Regions from separate parts of the Homo sapiens genome. Here region 1 is linked to region 2. A link is a loop called in an ENCODE intact Hi-C map of the cell type or tissue named here. Cell type or tissue: Caco-2. All regions are shown on one strand. Links, peaks and the distances in the headings refer to the core of each region. The heading gives the core; the rest is flanking DNA. Region 1 overlaps DNAH5 (dynein axonemal heavy chain 5). Region 2 has its middle 240 kb from the start of DNAH5-AS1.

The links. Peaks named below come from ENCODE experiments on the same cell type or tissue, not always from the same donor. Only the 100,000 strongest peaks of a DNase experiment are listed, where the experiment ranks them.
Region 1: it touches region 2 in a loop (5-fold over the local background); 1 of 110 quality-filtered maps calls a loop at or near these places.

What each region holds. Positions count from the first base shown.
Region 1 is chr5:13,693,038-13,697,037 of GRCh38, forward strand. All of the region lies in intron 78 of DNAH5 (dynein axonemal heavy chain 5), which reads right to left. Among named protein-coding and RNA genes, the nearest start is that of DNAH5-AS1, 170 kb to the right of the region's middle. In Caco-2, for the core only: a CTCF peak has its summit at 2,265; a DNase peak (open chromatin) is centred at 2,224; H3K4me3 peaks cover 212 bases.
Region 2 is chr5:13,619,077-13,631,127 of GRCh38, forward strand. No RefSeq gene overlaps it. Among named protein-coding and RNA genes, the nearest start is that of DNAH5-AS1, 240 kb to the right of the region's middle. In Caco-2, for the core only: no CTCF peak of the experiment used is centred there; DNase peaks (open chromatin) are centred at 5,405 and 6,965.

The DNA of each region.
Region 1 (4,000 bases), core at 1-4,000, 69 kb after region 2:
CCCACAGTAGTTTATCTGCACATCTCCTAACATGCATCTCAGGAAATAGTATATTATTTAATATTCTCTTCCAGATTATACATTTTTTGAGGACAAGAGTGTGTCTACACCCATCCCTGTACTCTTCCGGGAAGTCAATATTACAAAAAAATTAAAAAACCCTCACTTAACTATTCAGGTGAAATTACATTTAACTAAGAGGATGCTCTGCTTTTGTGAATTAATGTTACAAACATGGGCACTGAAACACATCAGAGTTATTGAATTTATTTCTCAAAACTGACATGCTCAAAAATTTACCTTTTCCAGAAAATTACAAAAGCAAGGCACTATCAGAAACTAAAGTCTCATTATTTGATCCAATAGAACTTGTAACCTGCTGTGCCCTGTGTTTTTACATATCCACTATAAATTTAATTAATTGTATTAGAAGAAGTGAAACGTTTGAATACAATAATGTTACACATAAGTTTCAATATAAAATAAATAATCCTAAAGCCGTGATTCTTAACCAGGGACAATTCTACTTACGGAGGACATTTGCCAATATCTGAAGACATTTTTGGTTAACACAGCCGTAGGCTTGCTGCTGACATCTTCAGGAATAGAGGTCAGGGATAATGCTAACATCCTATGATGCACAGGACAGCTCCCCCAAAACAAAGCGTTACCCAGACCAAATATGTCAATAGTACCAAGAGAATGAGAAACCTTCTTCTAAAACAACAAAGATATTTTATAGTATTTTAAAACCCTGTGTTTCCCTAATCTCATGAAAGTAATCATTAGGAACAACCTAAAACAACGTGATACCTAATTTTTAAGTCTGAGTGTAATTTTTCCAATTTCTATGCATATATCACTAGTGATAATCATTAGGCAAATATATATGAAAAATTCTGAACAAGTAAATGAATGACAATGAATCATGCAATACGGTTAACGCTAACTATACTCACTGATATAGTTAAATCCTTTAATCCTAGGATCTTTAAACATGTAAAACATATAAAAGTCATTCTTCTTGCTGCAGATTTGATTAACCATTTTATAAACCTTGAAGTAAGCCTTTGGTGCCTTACATCTGAATCTCCTGATAATTACAAAAATTACAACTTGAGAAGTATTTGACTACTTGGATTTTAATCCCAACAGAAAAATGGAGGGAAAAAATAGCATTCTCTTCAATAAGCAGGTAAAAATAATTTTCTGAAATATTTATCCAATTCTATTTATTTTTAATTGCTTCAGAGCTGAAGGTGCTCATGCCAAGTCACAGCGTGCAGCAAATTTCTGCGGCAGGATTAGAAGCCACTGAAGATATAATTTCATAGTGAAAACGTTGATAGATGCTAAACAACTACATAAGCAGATGATTCGAAACCATCCCCCTGCTTAGACAAATAACTTTGAAGACAAAAATAGGCATGCTAGGTAGGTAGAACAAATCACCTAAGTATGTTTAAAGCCTTAGGGTTCCAGAAGGAGGAGGAGAGAGAAGAGGTTGTGCAAATTGGCAAGCCATACCCTTTAGGATCTTAAAGGTTTTAACAAAACACCTTGGGGGAATTTCATTTTCTGACTATTTAACTTCCCTATCTTGCATTTTTCATCTACATGTGAGTATACATTCCATATATTCCTTCCAACATCCAAAATAATCGTTACATAGAGAGTCTCTATAGAATCGTTAAGTCATTCCTTTATTTAACCACCCTTTTGCTAACAACATTTAAATTACTAGACAGTTCACTCTTAACATACACTATTTCTTTCAATCCTTTAAAAACCATGTGAGCTAAGCATGTTAATAAAAGTAACAATTGAAAAAAATATTTATTATATGCTTCCTATGTACATAACAGTGTCAGTTTAATTCTCTCAATAATCCTATATGATGGGTACTAATATTTAATCATTTTACAGATTCAAAAACTGGAACAGAAGGAGGTGAGTTGTCCAAGATTAGAGAGCTATAGTGATAACTGAGAATGAAACCTAGTCAGAATGGATCCGTGGCCTCTCCGCTTCATCTCTGCAATACTTTGGAAGCACTATGCATGTATACCTCTGCCTTTGCAGAAAACATGAAAATGAAATGGACAGAACTAGAAACCTGAGTTCAATTTGTGGCATATTTGAGATGCCTCCAAAGCCACGTGACTAATGACTAGGATGATAAAAGCCAGGAGAACAACCCGAGTATCCTGGCCCTCGGCTCACAGTCCTCTACCGGTGAACAGGGGCACGAGCACTTTTCAGCCTGTAGCATGATGGAGGGAGGTATACGGAGGGAGAGCACCATCCGCAGAGGGCTCTCCCTGTGCCCTCCCACTGCCTACAGTCTACCTTAGCAGGTACCTGAGAAAAATTAACTCAGGACTTCGATATTCAAGGGAGCTGTCCTCATTTTGAGTTTAGCTGTCCTCATTTTCAAGTTTCATCCCAGGAACTACGAGGACATGTAAACACAGAATCTCAAGTAGAAGATTAACCATGGGAATTCCCAGAGGTTTGCATATACCTCATGACAAACAAATGTGATTCTCATACCAGCTTTCCCTGTCAGTAGCCAGGAATCATGGGCAAATTACCCAGTGTCTCCAAGCCTTAATTTCTCCATCTGCAAAATGAGGATGACAAATTTGACAGAGTTGTTGTAAAGATTAAATAAGTTAACACATGTATGTGCCTGGTATAGTATGATGCCTGGAATGTAGAAGGTGCCTAAGATAGAGATGTTATTCGACACTTCTTTATCTCTCAGTCTCCACACACACATACACAGGCACACATACATACCCACACATGCACATGCACATACACACACATGCACACGCACATACACACACATGCATCTACTTACGCATGGACCTTTTCACTAAAACAATTTCCCAGACTCATGTTTCCCATGACTTTAACAGACTTCCAGGTTGACAAGCTGACAGTGGATTAAATCCTGTGGGCTCAGGAGCCAGGAGGTCTCTACCCCTGGTCACCACATACGGCTATCCCCACCCCAGGCCCAAATCTGCACAGTCTCAGGTCAGAATGGGTCAGACGGTGTTCTTAGATACACTTTTTCCTTAGCAGGAAATAACCGTTGAGACCCCTCTTGCACCTGCTTAGTGACCAGAGGTATGTAGAAGGCTTGCCTCGTCCCTCGCAAATGTTCCAATCACGGTTTTCCATCACAGCAGCTACAGCTCTGAAGTTCATTGAGAATCATCAATCTGCTCATATAATAAATCTGTGAAGACACATATCTTTCTTCTATCTGTCCTTTTCAGCTTCCTTTGAGAATAGAGGATCTAGACAGTGTGTGTGTGGCTTTACCGTCTTGGTGAATTTAGTACTATTTGAATGACTTTCCCGTGATTTTCTAGCAAGAAACATGATTTCTTTTTCAAGTTTCAGGGTATATCACTCAATTTTTAGAATTAAAATAAATATCTAGATTTCTTCTTGTAGAAAACAAACCAGTCCTATATCTATATTTTAATGATTATTTAAATCAAAAAATTTCCTTCATATTAATGTAAAAACTGTTAACTATAAGAATTCCAATTTTTAAATGCTGCACTTTGGTCATTAATGATGCTACACACCCCTTTAAGTCAATTAGAGCCCTGCTCAATTATCAAAATTGAGTAAAAATTAAATATATCGCATGAAAGGGGTAACAGAATGTTAGTTTTCCATCACTAAAGAAACACCTCTTCAACAACAAAGCTATTTGGCAAACCAAGTTTCCACCAACTCTTACTGAAATCAAAAAAAGAATAAAGAACTAAAGTTTTCTTTTAATACTTTGAAATTAGCCCTTTTTCCTTTGCTTATTTTATTTTCTCCCTTACCTGCTGCTAATGAGCATCACCACTGGGCTAATACCCAGCAGGGTGGGTATAGTTCTTCTATAAAAATCTGTTCTTAAATCATAAAGAATTGCCAGTATTATAAAATTATTACTTTATTACTACCATGCTGAGATGTTCAATGT
Region 2 (12,051 bases), core at 4,877-8,876:
AAATCATCATTCTCAGCAAACTAACAGAGGAATGAAAAAACAAACTGCATGTTCCCACTCATAAGTGTGAGTTGAACAATGAGAACACATGGACACAGTGAGAAGAACATCACACACTGGGGCCTGTCGGGGGGCGGAGGGCAAGGGGAGGGAGAGCATTAGGACAAATACCTAATGCATCCAATGCTTAAAACCTAGATGATGGGTTGATGGGTGTGCCAAACCACCATGGCACATGTATACCTATGTAATAAACCTGCATGTTCTGCACATGTATACCAGAACTTAAAGTAAATTTTTAAAAAAGTATTAAAAAAAAGAAACCACACATAAAAATGGTCATGGTATTGATAATTATGTAAGATATACATATGTATCACCATCTTATAAATGAGAATAAGAAAGTAACAAAACTAGGGAAGATTTTTTTCCATGAAAGAGATAATGGTCCAGTGCTGGATGCACCCCCTCTGCTTAGCAGGTGTGTGATAACTCTTCTAAGACAAATGACTGATGATGATTGATTATATAAATTAGATTAGGACGCCACTTATTTAACCCAGTAACACTGTTTTACAGATGTGGAAGACAGGATCTGAAGGTATTAAAGAACTTGGTCTAAGGACACACAGTTAGAGCCAACAGTAGTCTTTTTCCTTTAACTTCCACCCTTTATGATTTGGTCCCTGCACACCTTTTATGTTTATTCTAATGTTTCCCACTTCTACCCATTATCCTGTTGTTGTCCACCACATCTCCAGATAAATCAGACTTCTACTTTTTGGAGCCCTGTGATTTCCATACCCATGTCTTCCTAACTGTAGCAGATACCTTCACCTAGAAAACATCTGCCCTCACTTTTCCTTTTGGAAACCTAACCCTGAAGCTGATCAGATCCCAACATCTATGGCTGGTTGGCTGTGGTGCTCAGCTCCTTGCTCTGGTCTCTGTTCGCATTTACCATGGAGGCATTGTCCATGTTTGTGTTTTACCTCCCCCACCAACCTGAGAACAGTTTTTAGGTTAATTCTGGACCTTGTTCTACTCATCTTTGTATTTCAGGCAATTAATGTCAACAGACAATTTACAAAAAACAAATAATAATAACAATGACTAAATACCTCTAAATGCTTATTGACTAGATAAGCACTCTGCTAGTAGAAATCACTCTTCCTATTTGATGATAAAGCTTTCCATGAAATGCAGTTTATGGTCCAAAGCACCTTCCTTTGGCTCCCTGAGTGCCCTTTGGTGCCTCTGTATTACTTTTTTATCCTCCTCCCACCTCTCCTGTCCCAAAGCCCTCTTGGTATTTTTCTTAAACCCCTTTGTCTTCCCTCCCTGTTTTAACTTTTTTTCTTAGCCTCTTCACTTCTCTGTCCTTGTGCTACACAACCACTTAGCAGCACTTAACATTGCTGACCACTCTTTCTTTCTTAGAAACTCTTTGTATTCCTTAGCAATACCAACAGAACAAAATTCTAGGAATTCATCTTAGAGTCTTCTTTTCCCCTTTGTGTTGCACATCCCATCTATCAGGAAGTTTGATCAACTCCAAAAATATATATATCTCATTTTGTCATATCCTATCTATTCTAGCCTAGTCTAGACTAGCTTAGCCAAGACTATTCTCCATACCTGATCCCTTCTTGCCATTTCCACTTCTACCTCTCTGGTGCGATTCTAGTTTATTTCATAGGAGTAACAGGTGGCCTCCATATGGGTTTCCTTCTTTCCCCGAGCGCACCTTAGATTCCATTTTGTACACAGCAAACAGAATTTAATTTTAAAATGGAGATCAGATCACATCATGCCCCTGCTTAACTTCCCCCATTCGGATTTCTGCCTGGCCTCTTCACCCCAGGCCAGGGGTGCTGGTAATATAAACATCAGAAGGGTCTCAAAATCTGACTAACAGAGGAGATCCTATTTCCAAGGACAGCTTGGGACTTGTCAAGACCCATAATCTTGGGGATATCTTGGTGCTAGAACAATAGCCTAGACATGGTTATGTGGCACTGGGACAGAAGGACCTTAGAAGCTTGAATCAAATTATCAAAGAGACATGGAAGCAGTCTAATATTTTTCTTGCATGAAAGAGGGACCTGTGAGCCGGTGGGAGAGTCTTCAGTCAGGAGGAACAGCAGTGACTGATAAGGGCCAATGACAAGAAGGATATTTTAGTGCTTGCCCGTGTGGGTGGATGATGAAGACCAAGAGCCATGACCTCACACTGCACACACTCATGTTTAGCACTGTACAAGTGCTAGATAACACAGACGCAACTCTATGGATTTGGGGAAGTGAGCAAGGCCCAGAATCAGCTTCAATTTAGTTTCTACTGTTGGATACAGTGGGGATTTAACATAGAAATAAGATTTTAGGGCATTACAGGGAAGTTCTGCAATCCTTCATGTTATTTTCAGAACATTATTTTCTACTGCTTTGGATTTTTTTCCATTTCTAATCATTTTTTATTCTTTTTCTGTAAGATGTATATTAAAAACACCATAATTTTTAAAGCCACAAGAAGGGATAAACATACAGTATAAGAAACTATTGATTGACAACATTTCATTTTCCTCAAATTTTCACAATTTAAAAAGTTATACTACTTTTCCAATATTGTGTTTGGTATGCATGGTGCTTTGGTATGCTGAGTGCTTTGAATAAGAGGAAACTGAAAGGCCTCAGAAATAAACCTCGGGACCAAGCTCCCTCTCTGAGCTTCTCCACTCCCTGTCTCTCTTGTCCCCTTTCTTTCCAGAAGTACCAGGAGGGGCTTTCTCTGAAGTTCCCTTATCTGATTAAAGGAAGTTCTTGCAGAAGAATTGCAGTTGTCTTAAAACCCCTCCCTAGGAATCTCATTAAATAACTCACCAGGAATGGTTGATGGAAAGAGACTAAAAGTCGTCACCTCACCCAGATAGACTTTTCATATATTCTTCTCAGGGAAACTCTGGGAGATTGCCAGGGAGACTTTCGGGAGACTTTATCTGCATAATAAGACAAACTTTGTTTACAGTGAAGTTCCACCCCTCACCTTCCCACCACATCTCTTGGAGCTCCAAGGAGCTTTGTTCCAGGCCATTGTTCTTCAGGCTTATTCATTTCATCTGAGAGTCATGTACTACCCCTCACAATTGCCCACATTTCCCCAATCTCCCTTCCCCTCTCTCCTATGAAGAGGATATATAAGCTTCAACCATCTGACTTTTCTTTGAGTCTCATAATGTTACATGGCTACTGTGCTTATACACATTAATAAATTTATATACCTTTTTCTCCTATTAATCTGTCTATTGTCATTCATTTCAGCAAAACTTAAGAGGGAACATAAGAGAAGTTTTCCTTCTGCCCCTACAGTAAATGTAACAGGAATAATTGACAAAAAAATTTTTAATTAAACTTTCCAACTGCTTTTATTTCATATTTTAAAATATTACTTTCTCTCATTAAAAAATGTGATCTCATTACAGAATATGAAGATCAACAACAACAAAAAAGAACACTTATAACCGCAGCCACTCAGAGGCATTTAACAGTGTCTTAAAATCCTAAGGTTTCTACCAAAAATATATATATTTTTACCAGATCACCTGGATCTCTAGCCATTTGTGTTTAATAATGTCAGCAACAATTTGGTCAATTACATGGACATATTATTTTCTGACTTCCTCAATTTATAATTTCATGTCATTTCTGGAAGCACTCACAAGTTCTGATATCTATCCAGAGAGCCTGTTTTCCTAGGATGCACAGCCGCCAGTGGAGCTAACCAGTGCTAGGCTGGCAGGCACGAGTTCATGAACCACACTCTATCTAGGGTTGCTACTATAGTTGCTTTACCTCTAGCAAGTTTTAAACTTTCACTTTACTAGTTATCTGTGCTCTTTATGCAGTTAAAGGTGGTTTCTAATAGCAAAGACTCTTTGGGAGACAAAAAAAAAAAAAAAAGAAAACCAACAACTCATGATTTGTTTTTGTACTGGAGACAAACAAAAGGCATTCTACCATTGATCCAAGAACCAATAATGTAAAAAATGCAGAGGTGGGCAGCTGAAAATATAGCCAGGAATAGAAGCAGAGACAAAGAAAGTAAGGATAAAAAAGGAAATCATCCAATGAATGCCAAACTGTGCTTTGAATAGCATGTACTGACAGAAGACCCTAAGTAATCCCTAGAGACCTTAAGTTCCCTGTAAGGAAAAACACAGCTAGTAAAACTAAAAGAATAGCAAAAACTATCACTAAAGGTGGCTTGTGAAGAAACACTAGTGCATTTTGCAGAACTAAGCTAAAGGCATTGACTTAAAGAGAGTTTTCCAACATTCAAGGCTCTAGGTAAGTTTTAGAACTCCTGATTTTAAGAAATAAATATTAATTAATTATTTACTTATTCATTCATTCATTTACTATAATTTCTATTTTTTCAAATACTTTATGAGACAATTCTGAGAGTACTTATTCCCAATCAAGACAGTGATTTACTATTTTATGATATGACTTTAGCCAAGCAAGTAACAATCAGTGGAGAATCCTCTTAGACCTAAATTAGGTCAATGCAATGTCTGTTAGCAATTGCTATATTGTACAAGCCTGTTCAACTCTAATGATACAAGTCATCTTTATATCATCCACATATTCTCTCCCACACAGGAATATAACCCCTTTAGGGCAAATACCAAGTCCCTGTATCTCCCACAGTTCTTAACAAAGCACCTGCCAAAAAAACAGATCAATATAATAAAAGGAATATCCAATAAAATTAAACTACTTACTCTTTTATGAAGGTTAACAGCCTAGTACAATTTCCAGCTATTCCTTGTTAGAGGTGGCCAAAATCTCCAAGATAAAGCCATGAACTAACCCAGATTGAAACACCCTAACACATTTTTAAATCAGCAAAGCCATCCTATTTTATTTTTCTTTCAAGACAGAGCTTGCAAAGCACTTGCACAATTGAATAGACTTTTATTTATTTGCCTTTTCACGTTGTTGGGTGAAATGTGAATTTCCACTAGTGGATTTCATTGATTTCTGTCAAGCTGGATAACGATTTGGAGAGTTAGTCTGTCCTTTCAGGAAGAAGGGAAAGAAAGATACTATATCAAGCCTTCTCCATTGTCAGCAAAATATTGGGAAAAACTACTCTGCATTGACTTTAAAAATGATAAGATGTACATCTCAGAATTCAAGCCATTTGGCTTAGGCCACTAGTGATATAACTCGTACAAAACAGGAAAATAAAAAGAACACTCATTTATTGGCCATTTCCAAGTAGTTCGGGATGCCAGTGGTCTGGAATGCATGGGCTGTCCACCAACTAGCCCCAGGGAACTGTTCCAGTTCACAAATGATCATTTGGCATTCTAGGTGAGAGATATCTAAAAGCAAACACTGAAGGGCAGCAACAGGTCAGGAACTGACTGGGAGCAGCCACCAAAGGGACATAAGCTGCCCAGCAGAGGACAGGACTCCCAGCCCAACTCCACAGACGCAGGTTTTGATACCACTCCTTTCAGTTAAATAACAGAAGAAGCACAATTCAGAGAAGAGGGCTCAAAGATAATAAACTATTAGAATATGTGTATTATAATGCTTTGGGGATTTAACAAATGTAGTTAAGGATTACTCTTGGGCATTGTGTAAAATTTTTCAAAAAATATTCGGGTAATCCGCAACTGACCTCAAAAGAAGGGTGTTGTAAGGAGTGCCAACTCCTGATTGGTCATATTGAGGACTGGAGTCAACGTCCAAAGCCCTGCATAGGGAAGAGACCTGGACACATGTTTCTAGCCAGAGCTTTGATTACTGATTTCTGGAGGCACATTTAGAACCAGCTGACTTTGCATGCCCTTGGGGAAAATTGTTCATGGTCTGGCTGGGTCCTAAAACATCCATTGAAGGTAAAACATCCTGCAACTCTATTTCCTAACCAAAGAAAAAGTGAAAATCTGAAATGCAATTAGAGCCAGGACATACCTTTCTCTGGAAATAATGCTTCAAGTTCAGCAAAAAACGTCGTCGGAATAATGCTTCTCCATAGGTGAGTCTTATCCCTGGAAAACTGTAGGTCACTAATTTTTCCAGTTTTTTTTTAACATTTATTTTAGCAGAAGGCAGGGGCAAGAAAGCTAGATTCTCTTTAAAAACCATGGGAAAAGGAAAGCAGACCAGAAAGCTTCTTCAGAAGAGTCACTAAGTGTGTCCCATGCAGTCATCCTACAGCAAGAGACAATGCAGACTTCTCCAAGGGTGATACACAGAATCAAGAAAGGATTACGCGAGCATTTTAGCTTTCAATGCTTTTGTTTCTGTTTTCCAGTTCAAAATTCTGTGATGATTTATTCATGGCAACTTGGTCATCTTGATGCAACTTCTGGGCAGAAATATTCTGCTCTCCTTCCCTCTCTGTAAACTTGCCAGGTAACCCTGGAAGAGGAGAATTTGAGTTAACACCTCTATTAGATGCTAATTTTATGCACTTCTTTGGGTTATGTGTGACTCTTTTGCCTCCTGGACCCTGCTTAGGGCAAGAAAATCCCTTGCTCTCAGCTACCACCATGCAGCCTGGCCCATCTGCCATGTGTGTGTGGCCCCTACCTCTGCTACCAGAATTCAAGCAACAGAGCTTAGCCATTGGTGAACTGTAGCTTGTACAAAACAGGGAAATAAAAATAACACTGCCCACACAGAATGGAATTTAACATACTTAATGACCATAAGCAGAGCTAAATGATGTGTATTAGTCAGCGTTCTCCAGAGAGACAGAACCAACAGGATATATGTATGTATGAAAGGGCATTTATTAGGAAGAATTGGCTCACACTATTACAAGAAGTCCCACAATACTCTGTCTGCAGGCTGGGGAAAGAGAGAAGCCAGCAGTGGCTCAGTCCAAGTCCAAAAGCCCAAAAACCACAAAAGCCAACAGTACAGCCTTTGATCTACAGTCAGAGGCCTGAAGGCCCCCAGGTAGCTGCCAATGCAAATCCCAGAGTTCAAAGGCCAAAGAACTGGAGTTTGATGTCCAAGGCCAGGAGGAGCAGAAGCAAGCATCCAGCACAAGAAGAAGAAGAAAGAGGGCCAGAAGACTCATCAAGCAAACTTATCCCACCTTCTGCCACCTACTTTGTTCTAGCTGTGCTGGCAGCTGATTGGATGGTGCCCACCCACACTGAAGATGGGTCTTCCTCTCCCAGTCCATGGACTCAAATATCAATCTCCTGTGGAAACACCCTCACAAACACACCCAGAAACAATACTTCACCAGCCATGTAGGCATCCCTCAAACCAATCAAGTTGACGCGTAAAACTAACCATCACATGATGTGACCTATAAGTATTATACTTCTGCACAGCAAAAGAATCAACAGAGTGAACAGAGAATATGGCAGAATGGGAGGAAATGTTTGCAAACTATGCATCTAACAGGGGACTAATATCCAGAGTCTACAAGGAACTCAAACAACTCAACAAAAACAAAAAACAAATAATCCCATTATAAGTGGACAAAGGACATGAATAGACATTTTCCAAAACAAGAAAAATAAATGGCCAACAGGTATATTTTTTTTAGTGTTCAACATCACTAGTCATCAGAGAAAACATTTTGTAGGTAGAGATTCTCTACTTACCCATTTATACGTCCTTTTGTAGAAAGTTTAACATAAAAGACAATAAAAAACAAATGAGATTTATCCAGGAAAATTAAAATAAAAAGTAAACATAAAGCCACAATGAGATATCATTTTACCCCATGTAAGATGGCTATTATTAAAAAGTCAAAAAATAACAAATGTTCCCAAGGATGTAGAGAAAAGGGAATACTTATGCACTGTTTGTAGGAATGTAAATTATTACAAGCTTTATGGAAAACAGTATGGAGATTTTTCAGAGAACTAAAAATAAAACTACCATTCAAACCAGAAATCCCAGTCCAAGGTATCTACCCAAAGGAAAAAAAATCATATCATGTGTTTATTACAGCACTGTTCAGCATAGAACAGAATAAGCAAAGATACAGAATCAACCTAAGTGAACATCAGTGGAAAATCAGATAAAGAAAAATGTGATATAGATACACAGTCGAATACTATTCCACTATAAAAAAGAATGAAATTATGTCTTTTGCAACAACATAAATAGAACTGGAAGTCTTTATTTTAAGTGAAAGAAGTCAGACACAGAAAGACAAATATCACATGTGGAATTATAAGTGGAAGCTAAATAATGTGCACAATGGATGTAGAGAGTGGAATGATAGGCATCGGAGACTCAGAAGGGTGAGGTAGTAGGAGAGGATGAATGATGAGAAACTACTTAATGGATACACTGTATATTATTCAGGTGAATAAAAACCCAGACTTGACCGCTACTCAATCTATGCATGTAACAAAATTGCCCTTTTACCCCATACATTTGTACCAAAAAAAAAAAGGACTCAGAAGGCTGAGGTGGAAGGATTGCTTGAGGCGAGGAGTTTGACACCAGCCTGGGCAGCATAGCAAGTCCTAATCTCTACAGAAAATAAAATAAACAAAGTAACCAGACATGGTGGTGTGCACCTGTTGTCCTAGCTACTTGGGAAGCTGAGGTGGGAGGATCATTTGAGCCCAGGAGTGTGAGTCTGCAGTGAGCTATTATCATGCCACTGCACTCCAGCCTGGGTGACAGAGGGAGACCCCCACTCTAAAATAAAAAGAAGTGCAGGAGAGTTAACTCCCTGTGAAGCATACTTTGAACAATGGCAACAGGAAGAAGGAGGAAGTCAACCCCTACCACCCACATGGGCTGCTCTGTGGGCACAGCTTTTCCATGCAGGAGTCTTTGTCAGTGCCCTGTGCTGAGGAGGTGCCCCTGTGGGGCCCAGCAGTGTCTTTTCATAGCTCATTGTGATAAAGCAGTGGTTGGGGAATGCATCTCTTCACATCTTTCTTTCTTGGTGCACTTTTTCTTCACTTTTCTGCTGCTGCCTGGGGTTGCATTGCCCAAGTAAAGCATCAATATTTCACATCTTTGCATCAGATTCTGTTTTCTAAGAGACCAAGTCTCAGACTGAATTTATAAAGTTTCACCTAAACTTGATTTTTGAATTATGTCATTCATCCAAATTCTAGAATTGAGACACAACTAAAAGTAAGTTCTAGATCCTTGGTAGAATACTAAGATATATGCAAACTCATCAATTTTAAAATAGAGAAAATCAGCCAGGCACGGTGGCTCATGCCTGTAATCCCAGCACACTGGGAGGCTGAGGCTGGTGGATTACAACATCAAGAGATCAAGACCATCCTGGCCAACATGGTGAAACCCGGTCTCTACTAAAAATACAAAAATTAGCTGGGCGTGGTGGCACATGCCTGTAGTCCCAGCTACTCAGGAGGCTGAGGCAGGAGAATCGCTTGAACCCGGGAGGCAGAGGTTGCAGTGAGCCAAGATCACGCCACTGCACTCCAATCTGGTGACAGGGCGAGACTTCTTTTTGTTTGTTTGTTTGTTTGTTTTAAAAATAGAGAAAATCTAGAAATTTTTATAAGTAAGTACCTTCTTTCAAGTACAGTAAAAATGTTACTGTAAAAAAATAAGGTTACAGTCAAAATCTATAGAACTCTATGATGAACAACAACAAAATAATTATCAAAGATTCTCATTTTTCCTCTTCATCCACATTATAAAAATAAATATGGTATAGGAGACAAGTAAAATTTCCACTGCAATGAACTTCATGCTCTAGACAAATTGATTTCTTGTGGTTCAAAACATGTATATTTCTTGGCTGGGAGCAGTGGCTCATGCCTGTAATCCCAGCACTTTGGAAGGCCGAGGCAGGTGGATCACCTGAGGTCGGGAGTTTGAGACCAGCCTGGCCATCATGGTGAAACCCTGTTTCTACTAAAAATACAAAATTTAGCCAGGTGTGGTGGCACACACCTGTAATCCCTGCTACCTGGGAAGCTGAGGTGGGAGAATTGCCTGAACCGGGGAGGCAGATGTTGCAGTGAGCCATGATCATGCCACTGCACTCCAGCCCGAGTGACAGAGTGAGACTCTATCTCAAAAAAACAAAAACAAACAAAAAATGTGTATTTCTCAAATTGCTGGAATTCATATTCTCAGGCAAGTGAAAATAAAATAGGTATGTCCAACCTCTAAAATAATTAGAAAATGTAAGCAACTGAAGTAAAAACAGTTAAGAAAATAAAAGACACCATGAATTCTCCAAATGTGTAAACAGATGTACACATTGTCATTTTCTTTTGAAGGGTAATCAGGATCTGAGAAGGAAGGGGATAATGAGAATAAGGCGTGCAGTGAGTCAGGCCCTGGGAATTCAGAGATAAATAAGATACAGTCCCTGCTCTTGATGAAGTCACAATCTATAAACTACAGGCAAATAAAAACTTAGCACAAAAAAAAATATGAGAGTACCTTAGTATGCTCAGGCCGATACAAGAAAAAAACATAAACTGGGTGGTTTATAAACAACAGAAAGTTATTTCTCACAGTTTGGAGGCTGGAAGTCCAAGATCAAGGCACTGGCAGGTTTGGTGTCTGGTTAGGGCCTGTCTCCTGGTTCTCATAGATGGCTCCTGGTCACTGTGTCTGCACAGGGCAGGAAAGGATAAGGGCGCTCTCTTGGACCTCTTTTGTAAGGGCGCTAATCTCATTCATTAGACCTCTATCCTCATTACTTAATTATGTCCAAACTGCACCACCTCCACATACCATTGCATTGGTGAGTAGGTTTCAGCATTTGGATTTGGGGGAGAACAAACATTCAGACCATAGCGGAAAGTAATAAATTATATGTCCTGAAAGCACAGATGACAGTTGCTAATTCACCTCGGAGGAGGTCAGAGAGATTAGTAGGTTTTTCTAGTTAATATGCTACTGTTAACTGAGATATGAATTGGTTTAAAGAGAGAAAATAATCGTTTTGGTTTTGAACATGCTGAATTTGAGGTAATACTTGCCCATGAAGGTGATCTGTAGACAACTGAAATGCCAACCTAAAGTTTAGGAGATACTTCCCGTGTAAAAAGAAGGTATGACATTTGAAAGGACATAGGTTATATTGATTTCATAGTATGAGACAGTCCAGGGAACACACATCAGTAAAACGGGAGTGGGCTGGGAGAAGGCAAAAAGCCCAATTTTGGAGTCCTTGAGAACACACATATTTAGAATTAAAAGGGAATTAGAGAAAGAAAAGAAAACAGGCTGAAGAATTAATAATGTTAAAATGTCCATACTACCCAAAGCAATTTGCAGATTCAACTCTATTCCTATCAAACTACCAATGACATTTTTCACAGAATTAGAAAAAAAAATAACTATTTTAAAATTCATATGGAACCAAAAAAGAATCTGAATAGAAAAAGCAATTCTAAGCAAACAGAACAAATCTGGAAGCATCACATTATCTGACTTCAAACTAACCTGCAACTTTACAGTAATCAAAACACAGGGTACTGGTACAAAAACAGACACATAAACCAATGGAATAAAATAGAGCACCCAGAAATAAAGTCACACACCTACAACCATATGATCTTTAAAAAAGTCGACAGAAACAAGCAGTGGGAAAGAACTCCCCATTCAACAAATGGTGCTGGGATAACTGGCTCACCATATGCAGATTGAAACTGGACCCCTTCCTTGTACCATATATGAGAATTAACTCAGGATGGATTAAAGACTTAAATGTAAAACCTAAAACTATAAAATAAAACCTAGGAAATAACATTCCAGAAATAGGCCCTGGCAGATTTCATAATGTAGACACCAAAAGTGATTGCAACAAAAACAAAAATTGACAAAAGGAACCTAATTAAACTAAAAAGCTTTTGCACAGCAAAAGAAACTATCAATGCAGTAAACAACCTACAGAATGGGAGGAAATATTTGCAAACTATGCATCTGACAAAGATGCACTTAGAAAACTTAAACAAAAAACAAACTACCTCATTAAAAAGTGTGCAAAGGACATGAACAGACACTTTTCAAAAAGGAAACATGCACACAGCCAACAAGCATATTTAAATA